Regions from separate parts of the Homo sapiens genome. Here regions 2 and 3 are each linked to region 1. The links are chromatin loops, found by intact Hi-C in ENCODE. Cell type or tissue: heart left ventricle. All regions are shown on one strand.

Evidence for each region. A loop is a pair of places that touch in the nucleus more often than their neighbours do. Peaks named below come from ENCODE experiments on the same cell type or tissue, not always from the same donor. Only the 100,000 strongest peaks of a DNase experiment are listed, where the experiment ranks them.
Region 2: it touches region 1 in a loop (3-fold over the local background); 8 of 110 quality-filtered maps call a loop at or near these places.
Region 3: it touches region 1 in a loop (3-fold over the local background); 29 of 110 quality-filtered maps call a loop at or near these places.

Annotation. Positions count from the first base shown.
Region 1 is chr18:3,991,939-3,999,938 of GRCh38, forward strand. All of the region lies in intron 3 of DLGAP1 (DLG associated protein 1), which reads right to left. DLGAP1-AS4 (DLGAP1 antisense RNA 4) reads left to right here. Exons shown (of 5, transcript NR_102696.1): 2 at 1,153-1,264; 3 at 3,279-3,411; 4 at 3,670-3,778. Among named protein-coding and RNA genes, the nearest start is that of DLGAP1-AS4, 34 kb to the left of the region's middle. In heart left ventricle, CTCF peaks have their summits at 3,750 (motif pointing left), 3,952 and 6,990 (motif pointing left); no DNase peak of the experiment used is centred here; H3K27ac peaks cover 867 bases.
Region 2 is chr18:4,064,160-4,072,159 of GRCh38, forward strand. The region is part of intron 2 of DLGAP1 (DLG associated protein 1); the gene reads right to left. Among named protein-coding and RNA genes, the nearest start is that of DLGAP1-AS4, 110 kb to the left of the region's middle. In heart left ventricle, a CTCF peak has its summit at 4,594 (motif pointing left); no DNase peak of the experiment used is centred here.
Region 3 is chr18:3,883,244-3,891,243 of GRCh38, forward strand. All of the region lies in intron 3 of DLGAP1 (DLG associated protein 1), which reads right to left. The region is part of intron 1 of DLGAP1-AS3 (DLGAP1 antisense RNA 3); the gene reads left to right. MIR6718 (microRNA 6718) reads left to right here and starts at 2,110; the gene lies at 2,110-2,189. It overlaps LOC124904238 (a long non-coding RNA gene), which reads left to right. Exons shown (of 4, transcript XR_007066270.1): 3 at 2,550-2,676; 4 at 3,541-4,054. In heart left ventricle, no CTCF peak of the experiment used is centred here; no DNase peak of the experiment used is centred here; H3K4me3 peaks cover 362 bases; H3K27ac peaks cover 488 bases.

The DNA.
Region 1 (8,000 bases):
ACAAATTGAAGAGATTTTTATCTCTGGAGACTCAGCTTTTACATCATAAAGTACTTCTCTCCCCTGATGGCTAACCCAATCACATAGTTCCACAATAAACAAGATGAATCTAGATTCATAAGACAGTATGTGCAGAAAAATGCTGTTACTCTTTGTGGCTTCTTTCCCTGTGCCTTGAAAATGTTCATTAAAAATCTCCTACTTAGTTTGCCTCATTATATTGGTTTACTCATATTGGTCCCCTATTTTAATGATTTAAAGCACGTTTGAAAAGATTTCTTGTTTGGAACATCCTTGGCCAGGCCACTACTTTGTAAAGTAGGGAAGTCTGCAGGCCCTAGTTGTTCTTTTGAACTTAGTTCATAAAATGATTTTTAAACACTGATCTATCAGCTTTTCTCTTCTCTTTATCAAAATTAATAATTCACATAAAAGCCACCTATTTAAATGGAGTCTCAGCTGGGTACGGTGGTTTACGCCTGTAATCCCAACACTTTGGGAGGCTGAGGCGGGTGGAATGCTTGAGTCCAGGAGTTCCAGACCAGCCTGAGCAACATGGTGAAATCTGTTTTCTACAAAAATTACAAAAATTAGCCAGGTGTGGTGGTGCACAACTGTGGTCTCAGCTAACTGGGAGGCTAAGGCGGGAGGATCACTTGAGCCTGAGAGGCAGAGGCTGCAGTGAGCCGTGATTATGCCACTGTACTCCAGCCTGGTGACAGAGCCAGACCCTGTCTCTAAATAAATAAATAAATAAATGGAGTTCCATTGTTAGCAACTTACACAACCTGGAAAAATCAACTGATCTATAAATATTGGCATGGATGAGTGTACAAATACTTTCAAAAAGAATTACAATTTCTCTGTAATAACTATCAAGGTTATTTGGCTAATAGGGGGTCCCTGGAAGACCTTTAAGACCTGTCTGTAAAAGAAAAGGAACGCTGGCAATTCACAAGACACCTCAGCAATGTAGCATCTGCTCCTGGGGCAGGTAACAAAATCCAGTTTTAAATTTTGCTCTTAACAGTTAAGGAGATAATCAAGTCAGCTTGGGATTGGGTTGTGCACAGGAAGGCTGCAAAAAGATTACAAAATAGCCTCCCCCTGGCAGAAATGTAAAAAAGCCATTCCATGATTTTTTTTTTTCAGTTCTGCCAACGATTTATCTTCAGAAGACAAGCAGATGAGGAGACAAAACCTACTGATGTGGGTACCCAAGCAGGAACCCCCCTCTTGCACCGGCGACTCACGTGGGAAGAAGGTAGGAAATCAACAGCATAGGGGAAAGAAAAGGAAAAGGAGTTTGGAAACAGGATAAGACAGGCTTCTTTTGAATAATGGAGAGGACTCTTAGAAAAAAGAAAAGAAACAGAATAAATTTTTATTCACTGATTCCATTTCAGCGCAGCAAATTCTCATTGATTTTAATCAATTGCTTTCTTACAGAGTTTTGTCCATATGTATGTGACAAAATCAGCGGTCATTTAATGACAGACTTAGAATGTGTGCTAAGAATGAAACCATTGAGATTTCCTTGTCTTTCCTCCTTTCAGTAAAAATCATGAAGGGGAGAAAGGGAGGGGGTGAGGGTGGGGCAAGGAGAGCAATATTTTATAAAAGTGACAACGCGTTTTGCATTTGAATTATTATTTATTTTCCCTGGTGGAGTTTCAAGCAGGTTATTGCAAGGAAAGGAAAAACTGGAAATTAACCAAACGTGGTCCAGACTGGGGATGACGAGTTTAGCAGGGGCTTTAATGGGACCTCCTAAGCGATTCAGGAGAGAATGAATCTCTCATAGTTTCCCTTCTCATGGGATCACTGACCAAGCTTCCCCAAATCAGGGTGCAGCAACAAAATCAGGGTGCAGCATCTTTTAAGTGGGCTTAAGACCCACTTAAAAGCTTATCATAGCGAGATGTTGAGAAGATAAAGTTTTAGTTTTTTATAGAGCAGAAAATATATATGAGATGAGGAATAAAAGGTTCTGTCTAAAAGCCTGACATGTGTAAGACTTTCCCTCCACTGTTGTTTTCCTTTTGGTTTGGTAAGAATGTGGTGAGTGAAGTAAAAAGATAAGGAGAGAAGAACCACAGAGACCCCCTTGAAGCGTAAAACTCTGTTTATTAAGAGTGAGAATGTTCAGTGGCCTGTGACCCTCCCTTTCCTAGGCCACCTTCCCCAGTGCTTGGCTTTTCCCTGCCTGGCACCGGGTGATCCAGGCAAGGCCCTGGCTGGGGTGCCGAGGGTGGGGGAGACAGCTCTGGGTCCTTCTGTGCCACTTCCTCCCTGTGCTGGTGTTTCAGCAGCAATCTGCCCCTCTGCGATGGCAGCCTGTCCACAGCTCTAGTGCCCATAGGCTTGGGGACCCCGTTCCTTCCCTTCATCTGACTCTTCAGGCCTAGAGTGGCGAGGGCTTCCCACTGTGCTTGTCTCTGGGTACCTCGGCCTCTCTGGCTGTATTTTCTTAACCCTGCTCCCTGCTCTATAAACAGACCCTTCTCTAAATTCACCTCAACTCTCTTAATGGGATTCTCTTTCATGGGATTCTGACTGACAGAGTGCGGCTAAAAATATCTCAAACCTGATAGAAGCTGAGAGGAGCTGAAATTTCGAGTTGCAGAAACCTGGATGCTTGCCACTATATAGAGGACAGCAAACCATTTATTATTTATACAATTTCAGGCAAATAGGCTCTAGAAATTCCAGGTACAAAAGATCTGAAGAGATGACTAAACACTAACTAGGATTAGTTACATTAATCACGGACTTTTAAAATGACCAGAACCACCTGCTGCTAAATTATAAAGTCCAAAAAGACTTCAAGAATTGTTCAAAACTAAATAATGTCAACTCTCTAGAATGATTTATTCAAATTTAAGTAGGCCAGACTCACAATTTGGAGCACAGCTCTTTAATACATATAGATTCTAATTTTCTAAAAGAGAAATAGATTTGTTACTTGACTATTAGAAAATTCATTGCATATTTAAAAAGCGAGAGAACTTAGCTGTCTGCCTGTTCTGAGTCTGAGGTGTAAATGTTTACCTCATCATACATTAAGTATCTATAGATTATGCTCAATACTTTTTGCAAAATGTAGCATAAAGTCACTACTCATGCCCTTAAAATAGGCAACAACAATGTAATTTTAGAAAATGTTAATAAGTTTTCCTAGCTTTTGATTTTTTTTTTTTTTAGCTTTGGCCTTATCCTTTTTTTAGGTAGTGGCTGGCATTATGGATTAATTACTTAATACACTTTTGTTGCCTTAGAATTCACTGAGCTGAAATGGAGTGAGAGCTAAGATGCTCTCAGAATATTCTTAAAATGACTGTGCTGCAAAGAAGCCCGGGTGAATAGAAGAAAATAGAAGGAATGGTGGATACAAGTGAAGGTTAAAATGAGGTAGGAACTAAATATTATACTGGCACTTGGGGTTAGTATTTATGAATTGTTACTCTCTGGCAATGCTCTACTCTTTTGTATCTTCTTCGGGACAGAAAATTCCGTAAGAAAGACCTTTCCAGGAAGAGCTTGTCCCTAAACTTATGGGCTCAGGGTTTGAACAAAGCGTCTCTTCCAAGACCTTGTGAATAATATGCATGTGGGCCACGTAACTTCACAAAGTAAAGTTAAACGAATGCATTCTTTTCTTGCTATTAGACCCCATTTATCGCACCAGCTGTTGGTGATTTCAGCGCACCTTTCCAAGCCTCTTGAGAGTTCTGCTCTAACCACACTGCCCCCTAGTGTTCTCTCGCTTTGGTGCAACGTGAGTAAAAAAAAAAAAACCACCAAGATTTACTTTCAATATATACACTGTATTCATCAGTGTTTTGCTATAGAGAATGTAAGATATCTTTCTGTAAATTATTTAGATATTTAATCTTATTTATTTATTTATCCCAATAAGATATTAAAGCATGCTAAGCTGGAATGATTTTTTTTCATAAATGGGTAAAAGCAAAAGTAAAAGTTTAGATACTATTAAATAATTCCTGATCTAATAAACGGAGACAAATTACCTAATATTTTTGAGCACCTATTATGTTAGACATGTAAGAAATACTGTATTACAAGTGAAGTCTAAGTAAGCCTAATTCAATACTTAACTTTTAAAGTTAGAAACATTTTAAATATATTTATTAATTTGATCTCGAATTTGGGGAAAACAGTAAAGATGGAAGAGAGAAAAGGGAGAATTTTTAAATTTTACATATCTAAGTGGCTTTGTATTATGTTTTAATTGAAAAATATTTTAAACAAGTCAATTCTGATAAGATGTAGAAATTCTACTTGCAGCTTTAGGACAAAGTGAATTAAAAACAAAGGCTTTCTACTTGAAATGTGGCCAGTGTGACTGAGAAATGGAGTTTCTAAATTTTCATTTCATTTTAATTAATTTCACTGATTTAAATTTTAAAACTGATTGATACTCAATTCAGTCACTGAAAACTTTTACGTATGCTTGTAACAACTTAGGTATCTGAATCTATTTTTTTCAAATGTAAATTTTAAGATATCTATTTAGATTAAATATTCCTAATAAAAATATAGCATTTTAATTGCATAGGCTATAAGTGAAAAATGTACAGCACATTTCAAATGTTTAGTACAAAGCCAAAAGAATGTAATATTTCTCATTAATAATTGTTATATTTAGTACATGTTGAAATTTATATTTAGATATGTCAAACAAAATATATTATTAAAATTAATTATATTGGTAAAAAAGGCTAATAGTATAGAAATCATAACTATGTATTCCTCTATCTGAATAAACTGAGAGAATCAAGTTTTCAGATTATTAAAGATTGAAAAATTGAAAATATATCTGTTTTCCATGGTGCAGTTCACATACCACTGGTGATAAATTACTTTAGCCAATGCAAATGTATAGGCTTTTTATTGTTATGCATTATTTGAGCAATAGTGAAAATGAAACTGAGATATCAAATCTATGATTTTGCAGATATTGATGTTTAGGACTACACTACACATTAATTACAGTGCTCATGTTTATAAATTTTTAGTAACTTTGACTCCACCATTAAATTGGATTAGAAATATAAGTTGCAGAGTTTTCTTTTTTTTTTTTTTCATATTTTAAAATAAGCTTTATTTAGATTTTTTTTTAATATTTTATATTTGCATCCATGCCTTCGAGAAACCTTTCCCACGGGAAAGGTTATTTTCGTCTAATGTTACCCATAACTCATTCGCTATTTGACGTAGTTCTCTTAAATAAATCATCCTTTAGTAACTCTTAGAATTATCTCCTAATTTACAAAAACTGAAATGAAAAGGAACTACTAAATCATTAGCAGGAGTGGTTGCAATCTTATTTTCTTGTAAGTAAAGGGAAAATGATAAAAATCAACCAGAAAAGAAATTCATGGGCAAGAAAAGTATTTTCTAAAATCTGTCTCCGTAGAGAAAGATGCCAGCTTGGGTCGCTCCCCCTCACCCCTAGGCTCGGTTAAACAGTTTGGTCAAAGGAGGACAGAAAAGTCCTTATGAGGGCCTCAAGTTGCAGAGTTTTCTAAAGCCTGAGTTTTACTGTTTCTATCCTTCTGGTGTCACTTAACATGTTCCTCTGTCCAGTGTATTTCCTGTAAGGTGTCATTTAACATGTTCCTCTGTCCAGTGTATTTCCTGTAAGTTGTAGTTAGAATTAAGAACAGCACCATACAATAGAAATATGAGCCACAAATATAATTTAAAATTTTAAAATACACATTTAAAAAAAGAAAACATTAAAATTAAAATTAATTTTAATAATATAATTTTATTTAACCCAATATGTCACAAATATTATGTATGTAGTCATACATACATATTAAATTTTAAAATTTAAGTCAATATTAAAGTCAATATTAAAAATTATTGAGATAGTTTACATCTTTTTTTCATATTAAGTTTTTGCTATCTGGTGTGTATTTTACGTGTACAGAACATCTCAATTTGGCCTATCCACATTTCAAATGCTCAGTAGCCACATGGGATTAGTACTGAATACAGTAGACCCAGGTACATCATCAGACTGAGGTTCAATTTTTGGCCAAAATACCCCACAGGTGGTGGTGTGTACCTCCATACAGAAGCATATGTCTGGTGGCTTTTTTGTGATGTTGGCAGTCATTGATTACCATTGTCTACACCCAATAATTCATTAAAGGTTGCAAAATGGCAATACTCAAATTTTAAAATTCCTTCTTCATTTATTAGATGGAGTACTTTTATCAAGAGAAACATCTCATCAACTGCTTGGTTACTTGGAATAATATGTATAGGGAAGTTAGGAAAAATGTTTGATCTCTTCCTTTTATTTGCCAGTTTTTAAAATAATGATTTTGGTTTCCTTGCATTTTCCAAGGATGATCAATAATATTTTATTTTAACAGTATTATTAGGAATTCATGAATGTTAATATTTGATGTGCCTCAGTTCATTGCAGAGTTAACTTAATTGCAGAGTTCTGATATCACCAAAGCCGTTTATGATATTCCAGGTCCGTCTTGTACACTTCCTTCCACAGACCTGTAATCAGCTATTTCTTCAGGGAGCCTGTGATTCCTTTTAGTGGAAAATGGTATGTAGAGAACATTATCTGTGTGTGAAGGGTTGAGCACGTTCCATCTTTTCAGAGAACAAAGCTAGAAAACATGTATTTTAATAAAATAATATTCATCATGAATTCATGATGTTTCCTATTCAAATTCAAGTAGAGGACTTTTTTCACAGTGTCCTTTTCCCTGTCAAATTTCAAATTTTATTGACATGAATATAATTATTCATTTGCTGTATTCATAATACACATGTGCAACAGTCTCGAATAAATAGAAGACTACCACTAGCAAAATGATTACAAAAATCAGCTTAAGATACTTTGCAGTTGTTTTTGTCATTATGATAACATTCCGCTAAAACAGGCAAATTATTGTGTTTTACGGTCACTTGGGAATAGTCCCTTTGGTGCTGTTCTGCCACCTACTGGACAGACAGGCTCAATAGGCTTATTTTACTTTTGATATTCAGGAATCACTTTATTTTAAATTGAATTTTGCTTTGTAATAATGCAAAGTTTTACATGACTCTAGAGTCAAATTTACAAAACAAGTCTAGTTTTTCTCCCTGTCTCCTCAATCTTATTTCCTTCCTCTACCTTTAAATATTTTATTTTTAAATGCTGTGATTTATATGTCCATTAGTATATATTTGTATATAATTTGTATACAAATTATACAAAATTGATATATATTTGTATTTTTTATCCCGTCTCCTTTATTAGATAATTGGTAGCATACTATACAGACTTTTCTCCACCTGAAAGAAACATACATATTATTATTAAAAGTTTATATGTATATAACCTGGAGTGTTGGGTTTTGCTTTGTTAGGTAATCTGGAAATATTTTTATAAATGTAAATTTAATCAGTAAATTTATTTTTAGGATCCAAATGCTTGGCATCACTTTTGTCATATTTGTTACATGTATTTCTGTCCATACAAGCATGCAAACATCGTCACATCTATATACCCGTGACTACCTCTATCTTTATTGCCTTACATTTCTACTCTTTTCCTATGTGGTCAATATCAAGGCTGCTCCATGAACTGTTTGCTACCAAGCTATGATGACTTGTGAATAGAAAGTAACAAAAACAACAACAACAACAAAACACATTTAGAAACATTTAAAGTAATTTGATATTGCCACTAAATTCAAGCATATGATTTTGTATATTTCAAGTGTCGCTTACAAATTATTGGGGGGAAAAGTGGCCCTTCACTACAGAGTCTGAGAAGCACTTGCCTACATTATTTGCTTGTGCGCATGTGTTCTCTCTCTCTCATTATCTTTTTGTTTTGTGTTTTCTTTCTGAGACAGGGTCTCGCTCTGTCATCTAGGCTAAAGTGCAGTGGCGCCATCATAGCTCCTTGCAACCTCAAACTTCTGGACTCAAGGGATTGTCCTGCCTCAGCCTCCTAA
Region 2 (8,000 bases), 72 kb after region 1:
TTTTTTTCCACTAATGAATTCTCATTTAAATTAGAAGGACAGTATCTCATATATCTTTTACACCCTCCAATCAGTTCTTATCACAAAACTATATATATATGTAGATCAAAAATAAAATTCTAAGCCCCTCAACCAACTGAAGGGACCCCTCTTCTCAGCCAAGGACATTCCAAAGTTAATTTGAAAAACTAGTTCAGTGAAAGAGATAGAGACACATGAAAAACCATTCAAAAGATCAATGAATCCACGAGATTTTTCTTGAAAAAATTAATACAATAGACTGCTAGCGAGACCAACAAAGAAAAAAAGAGAGATGATTCAAATGAACACAATCAGAAATGATAAGGGGGACATCACCACTGACCCCACAGAAATAGAAACAGCCATCAGAGACTATTATGAACACCTTTATGCACATAACTTAGAAAATCTAGAAGAAATGGATAAATTCATGGACACAGACACCCTCCCTAGACTGAACCAGGAAGAAACCGAATCCCTGAACAGACTCATAATCAGTTCTGACTGAAGTAGTAATAAATAGCCTACCAATAAAAAAAAGCCCAGGACTGGATGGATTCACAGATGAATTCTAACAGATGTACAAAGAAGAGCCAGTATATTCCTACTAAAACTGTTCCAAAAAATTAATAAGGAGGGATCCTCCCTGAAGTAGGCATCACCCTGATACCAAAACCTGGCAAAGATACAACAAAAAAAGAAAACTTCAGGAAAATATCCTTGAAGAACATTGATGCAAAAATCCTCAACAAAATACTGAAAAATCAAATCTAGAAGCACATCAAAAAGGTTATCCACCACAATCAAGTAGGCTTCATCCCCATGATGCAAGGCTGGCTTAACATATGCAAATCAATAAATGTGGTTCATCATATAAACAGAACTAAAGACAAAAACCACATGATTATCTCAATAGATGCAGAAACGTCTTTTGATAAAATTCAACATCCATTCATGTTAAAAAAAATCTCAATAAACTAGGTACTGAAGGAATACCTCAACATAATAAGCAACATATATAATAAACTCATAGTTAACATTATACTGAATGGGCAAAATCTAGAAGCATTTCCCTTGAAAACCGGCACAAGACAAGGATGCCCTCTCTCATCACTCCTATTCAACGTAGTGTTCTGGCCAGGGAAATCAGGCAAGAGAGAGAAATAAAGGGCATTTAAATAGTAAGAGAAGAAGTCAAACTATCCCTGCTTGCAGATGACATGATCCTATTTCTAGAAAACCCCATAGTCTCAGCCCAAAAGCCTCTTAAGCTGCTAAACAACTTCAGCAAAATTTCAGGATACAAAATTAATGTGCAAAAATCACTAGCATTTCTATACACCAACAACAGCCAAGCTGAGAGCCAAATCAGGAATGAATTCCCATTCACAGTAGCCACAAAAAAATAAAATACTTGGGAATACAGCTAACTAGGGAGGTGAAAGATTTATATAAGCAAAACTACAAAGCACTGCTCAAATAAATCAGAGATGACACAAACAAATGAAAAAACATTCCATGCTCATGGATAGGAAAAATCAATGTCATTAAAATGGTCATACTCTCCAAAGCAATTTATAAATTCAATGCTATCCCCATTAAACTACCACTGACATTCTTTGCAGAACTAGAAAAAAAAATTAAATTCACATGGAACAAAAAAAGGGCTTGAACAGCCAGCCAATCCTAAGCAAAAAGAACAAAGCTGAAGGCATCAAGCTCCCCAACTTCAAACTATACTACAAAGCTACAGTAATCAAAACAGCATGGTGCTAGTACAAAACAGACACATAGACCAAGGGAACAGCATAGAGAAGTCAGAAATATGACCACACACCTACAAGTATCTGATCTTCTACAAACCTGATAAAAACAGGCAATGGGGAAAGGATACTCTTAAATGGTGTTGGGATAACTGGCTAGCCATATGCAGAAGACTAAAACTGAACCTCTTCCTTACACTATACACAAAAATCAACTCAAGATGGATTAAGGATTTAAATGTAAAATCCAAGATCATAAAAACCCTGGAAGACAACCTAGGCAATACCATTCAGGACATAGGCACAGTCAAAGATTTCATGATGAAGATGCCAAAAGCAATTGCAACAAAAGCAAAAGTAGACAAATATGTTCTAATTAAACTAGAGAGCTTCTGTACAGCAAAAAAATAAAAATGAAAAAATAAAACTATCAACAGAGTAAACAGACAACCTACAAAATAGGGAAAAGTTTCGCAATCTATGCATCTGACAAGGTCTAATATCCAGCATCTACAAAGAACTTAAACAAATTTACAAGAAAAAAACAACCCCATTAAAAAGTGGGCAAAAGACATGATTAGACACTTTTCAAAAGAAGACATATATGGAGCCAACAAGCATATGAAAAATACCTCAACATTACTGATTATTAGAGAAATGTGAATCAAATCAGAACCGTGAGATACCATCTCACACCAGTCAGGATGGTTATTATTAAAAAGTCAAAAAATAACAGATGCTGGCAAGATTGTGGAGAAAAAGGAAGACTTTTACACTGTTGGGGGGGTGTAAATTAATGTAGCCATTGTGGAGGACAGTGTGGTAATTCCTCAATGACCTAAGGACAGAAATGCCATTCAACCAAGCAATTCCATTACTGGGTATATACTTAAAGGAATATAAATCATTCTACCAGAAAAACACATGCATGTGAATGTTCATTGCAGCACTATTCACAATAGCAAAGACATGCAATCAATCTAAATGCTCATCAATGATAGACTGGATAAAGAAAATGTGGTACATATACACCATGGAATACTATGCAGCCATACAAAAGAATGAGATCATGTCCTTTGCAGGGACGTGGACGGAGCAGGGTGCCATTATCCTTAGCAAATTAACATAGGAAGAGAAAACCAAATACCACATGCTCTCACTTATAAGTGGGAGCTAAATGATGAGAACACATGGACACATAGTGGGGAACAACAGACACTGGGCCTTACCTGAAGGTGGAGGTTGGGAGGAGGAAGAGGATCAAGAAAAACAACTAATGTGTACGGGGCTTAATACCTGAGTGATGAAATAATCCATACAACAGACACCCATGACACAAATTTACCTGTGTAACAAATGGGCACTTGTACCCCTGAACTTAAATAAAAGTAAAAAAGAAAGAAAGGAAGGGAGGAAAGGAGGGAGGGAGGAAGGAAGGAAGGAAGGAAGGAAAAGTAGTTAAAGCCACAATGGGAAGTGGGAGTTAGGGGTTGGACATACCTCATTATATACTTCTCCCTTTGGAATTCAGGCACAGTTGACCAGCGTTAACATTAAAACAGACATCTTGAGACTGCCAAAGCAGACTCTTTGTAGCAATAAGATACTAACATAACCCAGGAGAGAATTAACTGAGAGTTTGGCATTTTTTTTTTTTAAGTCTGATAAGAAACTTTTATGACCTATTCTCTCTGAAACCTGCTACCTGGAGGCTTCACCTGCATAACACAACCCCTTATCTTAACCCAGACACTCTCTTCTATTGATTCCAGGTCTTTAGATAATATTAATAACTTAACCCCTTCAAGCAATTGCCAATTAGAAAATCTTTGAATCCACTTATGACCTAGAACCTCCTCCCTTCACTTCTAGTTGTCCCCCCTTTCCTGACCGAATCAATGTACACCTTACATGTATTGACTTATGTCTTACTACAACATATAAAACCAAACTGTAGACCAACCACCTTGGTTGTATGGTCTTAGGACCTCTTGAGACTGTGCCTTGGGCCCTGGTCACTCATATTTGGCCAGAATCAACCTCAAATATTTTACAGAGTTTGACTGTTTCCATTGACACACATAGTGTACATAATATGTATTACACTTATATATATAAAATGATCAAAGCACACCCTCCTTCTCATTTAGACATATTCCTTTTCTCTGTTTTGTTTCTCCTTTGCATTTATTACCATATGGCATACTATATACACACTAATCTTCTCTCTTTTTATTCAATCATTGCCTCCTCAATGCAATATGGGCTTGATGAGGGGAGGATTAGTTCTTTACTACTGTATCTCTAGGCTTGTAATAGTGACTTACTCAGTAGTTGCTCAATAAATATTGAATGAATGAATAAATAATACACTTTGTGTTTTGGCATAAATTTTAAACTATATTATAATGTTACATATGTTTATGTACGTAGGCATATTTATGCATATTATATATAATGATATATACTATATATTAATGTCATATATTTTTCCATATATTTACATTTGGAAACCATAACTTTAGTCTTCTGATTTTGTGATATTTAATATACCAACAATATCATGAACTGATTTAGATGTTTAGATTATTTTTGGATATTAATAAACATGATGCATAACTATGCATTTTTAACGCATAAAATATGCTTTATAGTATACATTATTGTATAAAAATGTTTTTACATTTGTAGTGACTATGTAATACCTAATAAATAATAGAAATGAAGAGAAATCATTATTTTTGGAATCATAGGGACCTGAAGAGAAGCAGCTAGGTTAGCCGGTTCTTGCTCTGTACTGCCATCTGCTGTGTGTTGGTAAAACTACAGTGAACATGTCAAATGTGTAAAAGCCAGGAACTGGGGAGCACCTTAGAAAACATCCAATCCGATGTCCACGCGTACAGGTGAGGAAACAGAGACAACAGAAATTAAGTGACTTGCAGGCTTGTTGTCTCTCTGATTATTAGTAGAGCTTAATGTGGAAGAAGTGCTGCTTAGTGGCAAGGCTAGGAGTTCTGGAGTCAGATAGGCTTACTTTAGTATTTTGCTACATGGCCTTCATTGAGTTACTTAGCCTTCTCAGTTTCAATGTCCTTTTGGGGTTAGAGCTATTTACATTTTATGATTGCTCTGAGAGTATATAGATAGATATTACCTGGCATGCAGCACAATCATGACTGTGCTTAAGAAATGGTAATTATTTTTATCCTACTAAAGTGTAAGTTCTTCCACAGCAAAGGCATTTTTTCCTTGAAATTCTCAGTGATATAAAGTATTCAAAGCACTTGGTTCATAGTCAGTACTTAATAAGTATTTCTTGATTAAGTGAATGAGAGTAAGGATGAGAATTGGGGTCCCTCACATATCATTGTAAATTACATTGAAAATCATGCCTTGGGGATTGATGATTCTTTGTTGTAAAGTGCAAGTCATACTGACTGATACGGTTTGGATGTGTCGTCACAAAATCTCATGTCAAATTGTAATCCCCGATGTTGAAGGTGGGGCCTGGTGGGAGGTGATTAGATCATGGAGGCAGGTTTCTAATGAATGGTTTGGCACCATCCCCCTTGGTATTGTCCTCGAGACAGTGGATGACTTTTCGTGAAATCTGCGTTTTAAAAGTGTGTGGCACCTCCCCCATGCTCTCGCTTGCTCTTGCTCTGGCCATGTGACATGCCCACTGCCTCTTCACCTTCTGCCATGATTGTAAGTTTCCTGAGGCTTCCCCAGAAGCTGAGCAGATGCCAGCATCACGCTTCCCATACCGTTTGCAGAACGTGAGCCAATTAAACCTCTTTTTAAAATAAATTACCCAGTCTCAGGTATTTCTTCACAGCAATGTGACAACGGACTAATACACTGGCCAATTTATCTCTTCATTTGTTTCTCATGAGGTGCCCTAATCTGTGACTATGTTAGCATGTTTAATGCAAATCAAAATTTCTAGTTCTCACATTTTAGAATAGTTATCTTCACTACTTTTAATTCAAACTGAGACAACAGACAAAGGCTTAATCCATATTTTCTTTTTCTTTCTTTCTTTTTTTTTTTTGAGACAGGGTCTTGCTCTGTCGTCTAGGCTGGAGTGCAGTGGTATGATCTCATCTCACTGAAACCTCCACCTCCTGGGTTCAAGCAATTCTCTTGCCTTGGCCTCCTGCGTAGCAGGGATTACAGGTACCTGCCATTACGCCTGGCTAATTTTTGTATTTTTAGTAGAGATAGGGTTTCATCATGTTGGCTACGTTGGTCCTGAACTCTTGACCTCAGGTCATCTGCCCACCTCAGCCTCCCAAAGTGCTGGGATTACAAGCATGAGTCACCGCATCTGGCCTAATTCTGCATTTTCTACCCAACTTTTTTCACAACAGCTAAATACTAGAGTTTTTTGGTACCTCCACAGAAATCTTTTTTTTATGATTAATCAACCTCTGGATTCAGAGTCCAGAGTGCTCACTATTACACCACGGAAACTCACACTGATTAATCAACATCTGAAAAGAGAATATCGGTTTTGGAAAATTCAAGTAAAAAGAAGTTATATAAAAGTTACTTATAAAAGTATATTTTTTTTGCATAAGGTTTTCCCATATATGATAACTATAAAACAGTTCTTCATTTTCCAAGATCTATGCTAAGAGAAACAGCAGTCAGAAAAGCAACTCTCTTTATTTTATTAATTAATTATGTATTAATATAAGATAAAATAGAATTCATGGCAAGGAGCCTTAAACAGGGCTAAAAGAAGCATTTCCATATGGATAAAAAGGTTGGATCCACAAAGATATAATAATCATAAACGTAAACAAGAAAGAGCTCTTTAATTATATGAAGTAAAAACAATACGTATAAGAAGTTAAAAGTCGTGTTGAGAGAATTTAATACATGCCTCTCAGAAATCTATCATATTCTATTAAAAAATAAAAAAGTGAGTATTAATTCATTATTTCTCAGATTTTAGTGGACATAAGAATCATCAGAAACTGGCCCCATCTCAAAAGCTGGTGCTGTCTTAAGGCAACCTTTATTTTCATCTCTACTCAACTGAGATTTGCTTCTTTGGAGCCCCTAGTAACTTATGAGAAATGTGATTTTTCAATCAGAGATAATCTAAGCAAATGTAGGAGACAGAGTAAATAATTATTTTTGTCTATTCAAGATATTTACATGTTCACTATTATATATAATTCTATAACTATGAAATAAATATTTGACTTATTTCCTTAGAATTGATTTTTAGAAATGGGAAAATATAAATTTAAAAGCTAAAACTTTATATAAAGATATACATGTGTGTGTGTGTGTGTATTCAAATATTTAACTAAAATATTTATTGAAAAACCCAAATTATTGAGAAATCTGTGGTCTGGATTGGAATCTTTCTTTGGGAAAATTAAATATTAATATAACCAACTTTTCATAGGAAATAATAATATGCACATCAAAATGATAAATGTAATTATCTTAAGTTCTGCTCGGTGATCGATTTGCTATTCAAAATGCTTTATAATTTCCTTTAATGATTTCAAGCACAACTAACCAAATCTCCGACTTCCCAGGGCAGTGCCCTCTCCCACAGTTCCCAAGAAACATTTGTCAGCGTCGTCTCAGGAAAACTACACAGCCATCACCGCATTCTAAGGTAGAATTACCTCTAATAATAGTCCCATTATATTAGTGCTTACTCTTTCACAATGTACGATAATGACACTATTCTGAAATCCCTTACTGCAAGAAAAGTTTGTCTCTGACATTGTAATAGGTCCAAAAGGATGGGTCTGGTTGTCTGAATTGTCTCGAAGGAGAGGTGGAAGAGACAATGAGAGCCTTCTTACTTGCAGCCTGTCATTATGATTTTCTAACTCTGTTCAAATACCCATTCATCATTACAGAGAGAATTTCAACTTTGTTAATTCAAAGTTCCCATTGTTCCTAAGTATATTGCAGCCCCCTCAGAGCTGTACTTCAAGAGAGGAGTTTCAGTTAGACTTATGGTCACTTTCCCCACTGAAAAGTACTTTTAAAATACAGAATATAATGAATGTGCTCATATATGTGTGTCTAAATTTTAATTATCTCTTGGTTCCTGTGGCTGCCTTGTAGAGGCTGAGGACATATGCTGTGTGTGTCTGTGTTGGAGGCCGCAGTACTGCTAATGGTGAATATTAAACAGGTAGCATCGGTTCTGTGTAGATGTTAAGCAGTATAAAG
Region 3 (8,000 bases), 110 kb before region 1:
AAAACAAACAAACAAACAAACAAAAACAAACAAACATATAAAACACCCACACTGGACCTCATGAAAAAAGATTTTTGAGAGGCCAGGTCTTGTCTATTCCATGAGACATACTGCATCTGGGAGCGCTCATGACAATGTTGGCAATCTCTATCCATGCTTTGTGAAGCTCCTTTCTTCCTCCTGTCTCCCAGTTTCTGGATTGACCATTCAGGAATAATGATGAAAGGTTTTAATCAGTACAGTCACTCAAAATTTGTTAGTCTACTAAATTGTGACGTCCTTAAGGGTAGGGACTATGTTTCACCCACCTAGTATTTGGCAAAGTGCTATCCTAGTGGATAGTGGGAATTAAGTTAGTAGAATATTTACTCAATTACTTAATGCATTAATGCAAAATTTCCCAAAGTGGTTCATAGTGTGATTCAAGTAGCATCTGTTTAATGAAAACATGACTGTGTGGCAAAGGCCAGGCTGGGCAAGGCCAAGGAAAGATGCCCAATAGTTGGGGGGACCATTCCATCAGGGTGACCATTCCAAAGACCAGTCTTCAGAGCAAGGCAGGAAGCAGACTGGTGAACACTCCTTCTGACCTATATACCTTTGACTTCTAACTCTGCAACTCACTGGGCAATATCGTACCTTCTGCCGTTCTACCTGTCTGGAAGTAAAGTCTGGGGAGTTTGCCTAACCTGCTGACTACAGGATGCTTAGACAGAGGGCAATCCGCCTGGAAGAGAGAGAGAAACTGACTCTTGAAGGGACAAAAAAGGAATTCAGGACTTATGATACCTGTGGATAAGGAAGAACCGATAGGTAAAAAACGTGTCCACTGGTGACAGACTAATGAAACAGAAAACCTTGGGATTGCTTTGTATGAAGTTATGGTCCTAAAAGTAGGCTGTGGCAAGGAAGAATGTAAGAGGGTTAAGTATGTGTTTTTAGCAAAACTGTGGCACAAACTAACTTAGATGCAAAAATCCATTGCATAAGAAAGTCTCTCTCTACAAATCAGGTTCCACTGAGGACATTTTTGCCTTTCAAATACAGACTTATAAAAAGCAAAAACAAGATTCTATTAGGATTATAGACACATACTAACTTTTATGATCACATATAGTAGAATCTCAATATATAAAATGATGTGGAATAATGTTTCGAACTTTCCTTCTCAAGCAGTTTGAATCTTGGGTAGATATTTTCTGCTAAATAAAATGTGAAACTGGCAAGAGCTGAAAACATGAATTATACATGTTTACTCCAAAATATACAAGATTATTTTAATCAGGTATTCAGTATTTAATTATCTTTAATATGTGAGCAACATTCCATGCAAGATGACGTTACCTGAGGACAAGCAGAGCAAACGAAGAGCTGTTTAAGGCCACTAATGATGATTTAAGTTAAATGATGTAACCAATGATAATTTCTGTAAATTAATCATACACAGTGTGTTTTTTACTAAAATTTAACTGGGCTATTTTCAGCACAGGACAAGCACCTCTATTTTCTTGGAGGGTAACAAATTGCATCCAGAATAAATAAGCTAACATTCCTCCTTCCTTACTTGTATTTGTAAAAGAGATATTGAGATCTTGATCTTTTTTCTCTATGATGTGGGAAAAGAAGGTCATAAAAAATGGCAATAAACATTTCTAAATGCTAAATCTATCTTTCTGGTCAAGGCCAAATAAACAACTTAATACCATGGCCCTTTCTGTAACAAATCTTACACTCTCTTCTATCGTCTTGTCATTTTAAAATGAAAATAGGTCAATTTGTGATTATAAAAGAAAACACATTCTGTGACTTCTTGGTGAGCAAGGGCAAATGATCTAAAATCCTAAGGCCATTGGCAATGGGTAGACAATTGCTGGTGGCACCTACTATGGAGGTCCTGCTCTTCCTTCTCTCATTCTTCATTTTCCTCTTGCCTTACTCTTAAACTCCCTTTCCAGCACATTTATCTCTGTCACTTCTTTTTTCCCCCCTCTCCTAATTAATGTTTATAAGTTGTATCCATGGGTACCACTTGCTGCCACCTGTGGTGTGACCAAGAGCATCATTAGAAAGCTTCCTTGCCTGCTGCTGCAAAGACGACCAAATGCCTACAGTGAATCCCTAGTGGTCAGAGGGCTTATGATATATTGTGAGAGCCATGTCATAAGCCTTTTGGCCACTAGGGATTCAATGTATGCACTTCATGACCTAGCCACAAAAAAACATGAAAAGAGATAAATAACAATTCTCATTCTTCTATGCATTCTTGAAAAAAGAGGATGCTAGCCTCTCAATTAGATTTTAAGTAATGATAACAATTGCTGGAAATAGAGAGGGAAATTGCCTTTCAGGCCTTGTTCTTTGAGCAAGGATGGGGACTGTGGTCAGCATGTCTTCATGAGGGTTTCTGTGACTACCAGTGATTAGCTCTAATTTCTTCTTGTTCGCTGTGACTTCAACATTCTGTTTTATTGTCCTTCTAAGTTCAATTTTACCATTGTACCATGTCTCCTGATTTTTTTGCTTGGATAATTTGTTGACTCTGTTTGCAGCCATGAGACAAGCTCAGAGTGTGAGATGCACAGTTTTTCCAGAGTTCCAACACCTGGAGCAGAATTATCACTGTCCAGATGATGACCAAAACAAGAATAATCCAGCACTGTAAAGGAAATTTTCAAGGTAGGTAATTTATTAGACCCAAGGAAAACACAAACACACCACATATTAGAAGATGCTGACAAAGGGGAAATAGTCTTGCAAAGCTGGCAAGTCCTTATTCCATTTTGATTTTTGTGCATGTCTTTATTTAGAGCTGCTTTTCTTGATTTTTCTTTACATGCAGAAATAAGAGCATACTGAAGGCCCTCCTCTGTCTTACCCCATGAGGATGGACAGGCAGGCAATTGCGACTTACTTTAGAAAGAAAGTGGTGGACCCTGCCCAGGAGAACAGGGGCACTGTGTTCTTGTTTGAGGAGACATCAGGAAGAGGAAATCTCCATGAATCTTTTCAGGGTCAAGCTGTCCTAAAAATTTCTTTTTTGAATTTTTGTGGGTACCTAGTCATGTATATATTTCTGGGGTACATGAGATATTTTGATACAGGCATATAATGTTTAATAATCACATCAAGGTAAATGGAATATCCATCACGTCAAATATTTATCCTTTTTGTTACAAACAATGCAATTATACTCTTATAGTTATTTTTAAAAGTGCGATTAGATTATTATTGACTATAGTCACCCTATTGTGCTATCAAATACTAGATCTTATCATTCATTCGGACTTGCATCTATTTTTTTTGTACCCATTAATCATCCTCACTCTCCCACCTTAGCAACACCTCTCAACTACCCTTCCCAGCCTCTAAATGATCATCCTTCTAACTCTCTATCTCTCAAGTCAACTTTTTGGCATCCCTCCACCTGCCAGAAGCTTGTCCATGCCAGGTTATAACATACCACTAAAGAGAAAGAAAAGATTTTCTTGTTGAAAAGTACAAGCAGCCCTGAACAATGACTACATTTTCCATTCTCCCTAGATGTGCCTGGGTGACTATGCTGGCCAATGGAACATAACTTGAAACGGCATGTGTGATTTCTGGAAAACATCTCTAAAGTGAGGGGCATACGCTTCTTTACCCCTTCTCTGGCTGGAACGCAGCTGTGGGGGCTGGGTGAATAGTGATCTTTCCCATGAGGTGGAAGTTACAGTTTGAGGATTAGAGAAACAAAAGATAAAGGTTCTGACCTACAGCGGAGTGCCATATCCGCCCTGGATGTGCACCTCTGCATTTTGTTTAGTCGAGAGAAAAATAGACCTTTATCTTGTTTCCTTATCTTATCAAGTAAAGGAAGGGCCTGCGCTGGCCCCATAGGAAGCCAGAGTCCCTTGCTATTGAACCACGTGACAACTTTAGCCAAGGGCTCTGCAGAGGGAGTCTGTGTGGAGAGAGGAGACAAAATAGCTCGCGGTTATTTTGCTTTCTGTAATTTTGTGTACTGAACCTTGCACCTGCACCTGTTCCTAAGTGAGACAGGTAGTCAGGGCAAAATCATGAGACCCTTGGTGAAGCTATGTCAGGATGCAGCACTGTATTTGCAGGTGGTGGTAATCCATTAGAGGAATTTAAACAAGACAGTGGCATGGTCACACTTGTGCTAAAGATTTCTCTAGCTGTAGTTAGAGAATACATGTGGGAGTGGGGAGGGGCAAAAAGATCTCAAAGAAGCAATGATTTCTTGCAAGAGCAGTTTATGAGAGAAGACTGGAAGAAAAGAAGGAGTATACCAAGAGAGGAGGACAATGTCCTGGCCAGCTACGGCAGTGTCTCCTGATTCAGACCTCCTTGCTCACACATGCATGCTCCAACCACAGTCTGAACACATACATGACATTTTTTTTTAGACAGAACAAAATTAATTTTCCCGTTTACTTATAATAAATCCCAATTCTACAGAGATTGAGAATGATGAATGCCCAACAGGCTGATGATTTTAAATTATTACTTTTTAAAATAAGAAAATGGTTCTTACTACTAAAAAATGAAACCATGGCACTTTTGCGTAAAAGTAAACAGAAAACGGCCGGGGGCAGTGGCTCATGCCTGTGATCCCAGCACTTTGGGAGGCCGAGGTGGGCGGATCATGAGGTCAGGTGATCGAGACCATCCTGGCTAACATGGTCAAACCCCGTCTCTACTAAAAATACAAAAAATTAGCCAGGCGTGGTGGCGGGCGCCTGTAGTCCCAGCTACTTGGGAGGCTGAGGCAGGAGAATGGCGTGAACCCGGGAGGCGGAGCTTGCAGTGAGCCGAGATCGCGCCACTGCACTGCAGCCTGGACAACAGAGTGAGACTCCATCTCAAAAAAAAAAAAAAAAAAAAAAAAAAAGAAGTAAACAGAAAACTTAACAGAGGTGAGAATGTGAGTTAACATTGTCCAAATGCCCACTGTTTGGATATTTTCTGACCTTTTGAAATTGTACCTGAAGATGATAACTCAATGTCATGTTCTTTCACTTTTCCAGGCTTCCTTACTTGAAGATTTTCATGCGTTGTGTGCTTAAAATTATACAAGTACTATTAGAACACCTTTGAATAAGCACATTCTGAAATATACCAATTATATTACTCAAAGTACAATGCTGAGCCATTTTATAGATGCAGAATGTATTTTGGCTTTTCATTAACATTAATTGCTGTCCTAATCATCTGCAGTTTGATTTCGTCTGTGAATACCTCTGTCAATCAGTCTGCTCCTACAAATAAATGCCTTCGGAGGCATTTCCTTTTCAAAAGATATGGTATTGTTAAAAAAAAAAAAACCAACGACTCAACTGAAATCTTCTCCAATTTGGTCACAGTAGGCAGCACAATTACAATCACCTGCATCTCCATACAAAGCTTTTAAAAAGTGGTTTCATAACAGTTTTTGAGAATAAAAAGGTGGAAGGTAGTGTTCTTTGAAAAATGATTAATAGGTCATTATTGATATTGGTGGTTGAGCAAAATGTCATAGGATTTAGGAGTGATTTTTATGTGAAGATAATCCAGGCAGTAAACGATAAAATCTCCTAATCTTATTTTGGACTGACAGAGTTCAAATATGCCTGTGCTGACTCTATGGGACCTCGGAGATATGCTTCCTATGGAATTGTTCTTATCTGGATTTTCAGGAGAGGGTTGGTTATCTCGGCTAAATGGACAGATGAATTCCCTTGGGAGCCAGCTAGGAGAATGTGGTTACCTTAACCAGCCATGGACAGTGCCCTTCAGGAGGTGCTGCAGCAGGGGGACAGCCTGTCTTATGCGGGTACAATTGATGGGGGTAGAATATTCACAGAGAAGAGAAAAACCCATCAGCGTTTACTCCAAAAAAAGTTGGGAAAAACTTGCAAACTACTGATGAATCTAGGAGAAAGAAGAAATGATGACAGAATAAACCTGTTTAATGGTACCTAAAGACAGCCGTGATGGAAGATGGAAAAACACAAAAACAATGACAATCAAAACAATATGACAATACAACTTGAAAAGGAGCAGTGGAAATAGCCTCTGATGAAACCAAGTTATTTTTGTCTAGATTGCTCATGACTAGCTGAGTAGTCTTGTGAACATGTTCTGGCATATTCTATACAACTTGTTTCACAGCCAGATTTTATATATACATACATGCATATATATATATATATTTACCTGAATCAAATTTTCTCTTATAAAGTCTCTTTCTTTAAAAGCTGTTGCTCTTCTTACCAAGTTTGCTGTACAAATCTACTTTCCTTAGTGCTGAGACCCCAAAAGTGCAGACATTAAGCCCTTTTGTGGTAGCTGTTCAGCTGACACCTGCTTTTGGGAATTTCTTCCCTACTCACAGCATCTCCTGGTGACCCTGTGGCCAGGACTGTTGAAGGTGATCACCACATTTTCTGAGCTTATGGAAGACTGGACTCAGGGGCATCCATGCAGAGCCTTCACTGAGCTAATGAGATGCTCACTTTGGGAAATCTAGGTGGGGATGTTCCTAGAATCACTGGACTCTGGTAAGCTTCAAGGTCAAGTAAAGGAAGGGCCCATGTCGGCCCCACTGGAAGCCAGAGTTGATGCTATTGAACTGTGGGGCAGCGTTAGCCATGGGCCCTACAGAGGGAGTGTGTGTGGAGGGAAGAGAGGAGCCAGTCCAGAGTCCATGGAACCCCAGCGAAAGAAACAGACAGAAGCTGCCTAATGGCCTTGTAGGTCTAGTCAGGCCTGGCTCCCTGCCCAGAGGGTGAGACTCTGTGGTCATCTGCAGCAGAACCAAGGCAGGCCCACAAAAGCTTACTCATCCAAGTAAAGGGGACCCTCCTGCCCAGTGGGTAACTGCAAGCATACAGAACCTCCACCACTGTGGTCTACATCCAAGTGGGGCCAATGTGAGTCAGTCTCTGAAGTGGCCCCAACAGAATTGGCTAAGTTATCCTCATACAGCTTTATACCCATTTAAGTATTTATTGGCTTGGATACATTATGCATGCTAATTCAGATTATACATTCACTTTTTGAAAACTATCATCAGTGCCTGCATGAGAGAGGGGTGGTCAGATACCATGTAAGAAGTGAGAAGGACAATCTCTGCAATCGGCTGTTTTTGAAACCTTACAGAGTATTTTTCCTTCAGTGAGTTTGGCCTGCCCTGACCTCTGCAATAGTTGCTGTTAATGGGAATTAGATTTGTAATTCCTCAAACACTGCCCCTTCCTTCTGCTTCTGTCTTCCCATCATTTTTAAAGTGCCTTATTCTGACTCTTCACACATCTAGCAATCTGACCCTTTTAACTTTTTTCATTTTGGAACTGGTTTTTATTGTCTTTTAGAATTCTACCCCCAGTCTTAAATTTTAAACAAACAAATCCACATCCAGTCAACTTTCTGAAATATTTTTTGCTGTGATAGAGAAGGAAGTATGATGGCATTCATTGTTTCTGGATTAAAGTATTTTTGTTTGTATTACATTTTATTTTTTTAGGGACAGGGTCTTGCTGTATCACCCAAGGTGGAGTGCATTGGCATAATCATGGCTCACTGCAGACTTGAACTCCTGGGCGCAAGCAATCCTCTCATCTCAGCCTCCCAAAGTGCTGGAATTACAGATGTGCACCACTGCGCCAGCTTATTTCTGGATTAAGTTTTGGCAGATAAGAGTGTTGGCCTGTAAGTTATCAGCCAAATAGTCTTTGACTGTACTGAGCATGAAGTCAAATCAAATCAATACATATGACTTTAATTCAACAACTATTTATTGAATAGCTATTATTACATGCAGTGCACTGGGCACTGTAGCAAGAATTGAAGATTCTTAACATTACACCTTCAACTTCCTGTCTCATAAGTTTTCTTGTTCTCTTGCTCCCACTTTTCCTGCCCTCTGATGGTTCTCATGACAGTTTATTCCATACACTGTTTCCTCAGCTCTGCCCTCTTCTCCCATTCCATCCATCCCTAGTGGTCTTCACTTCCTCCCT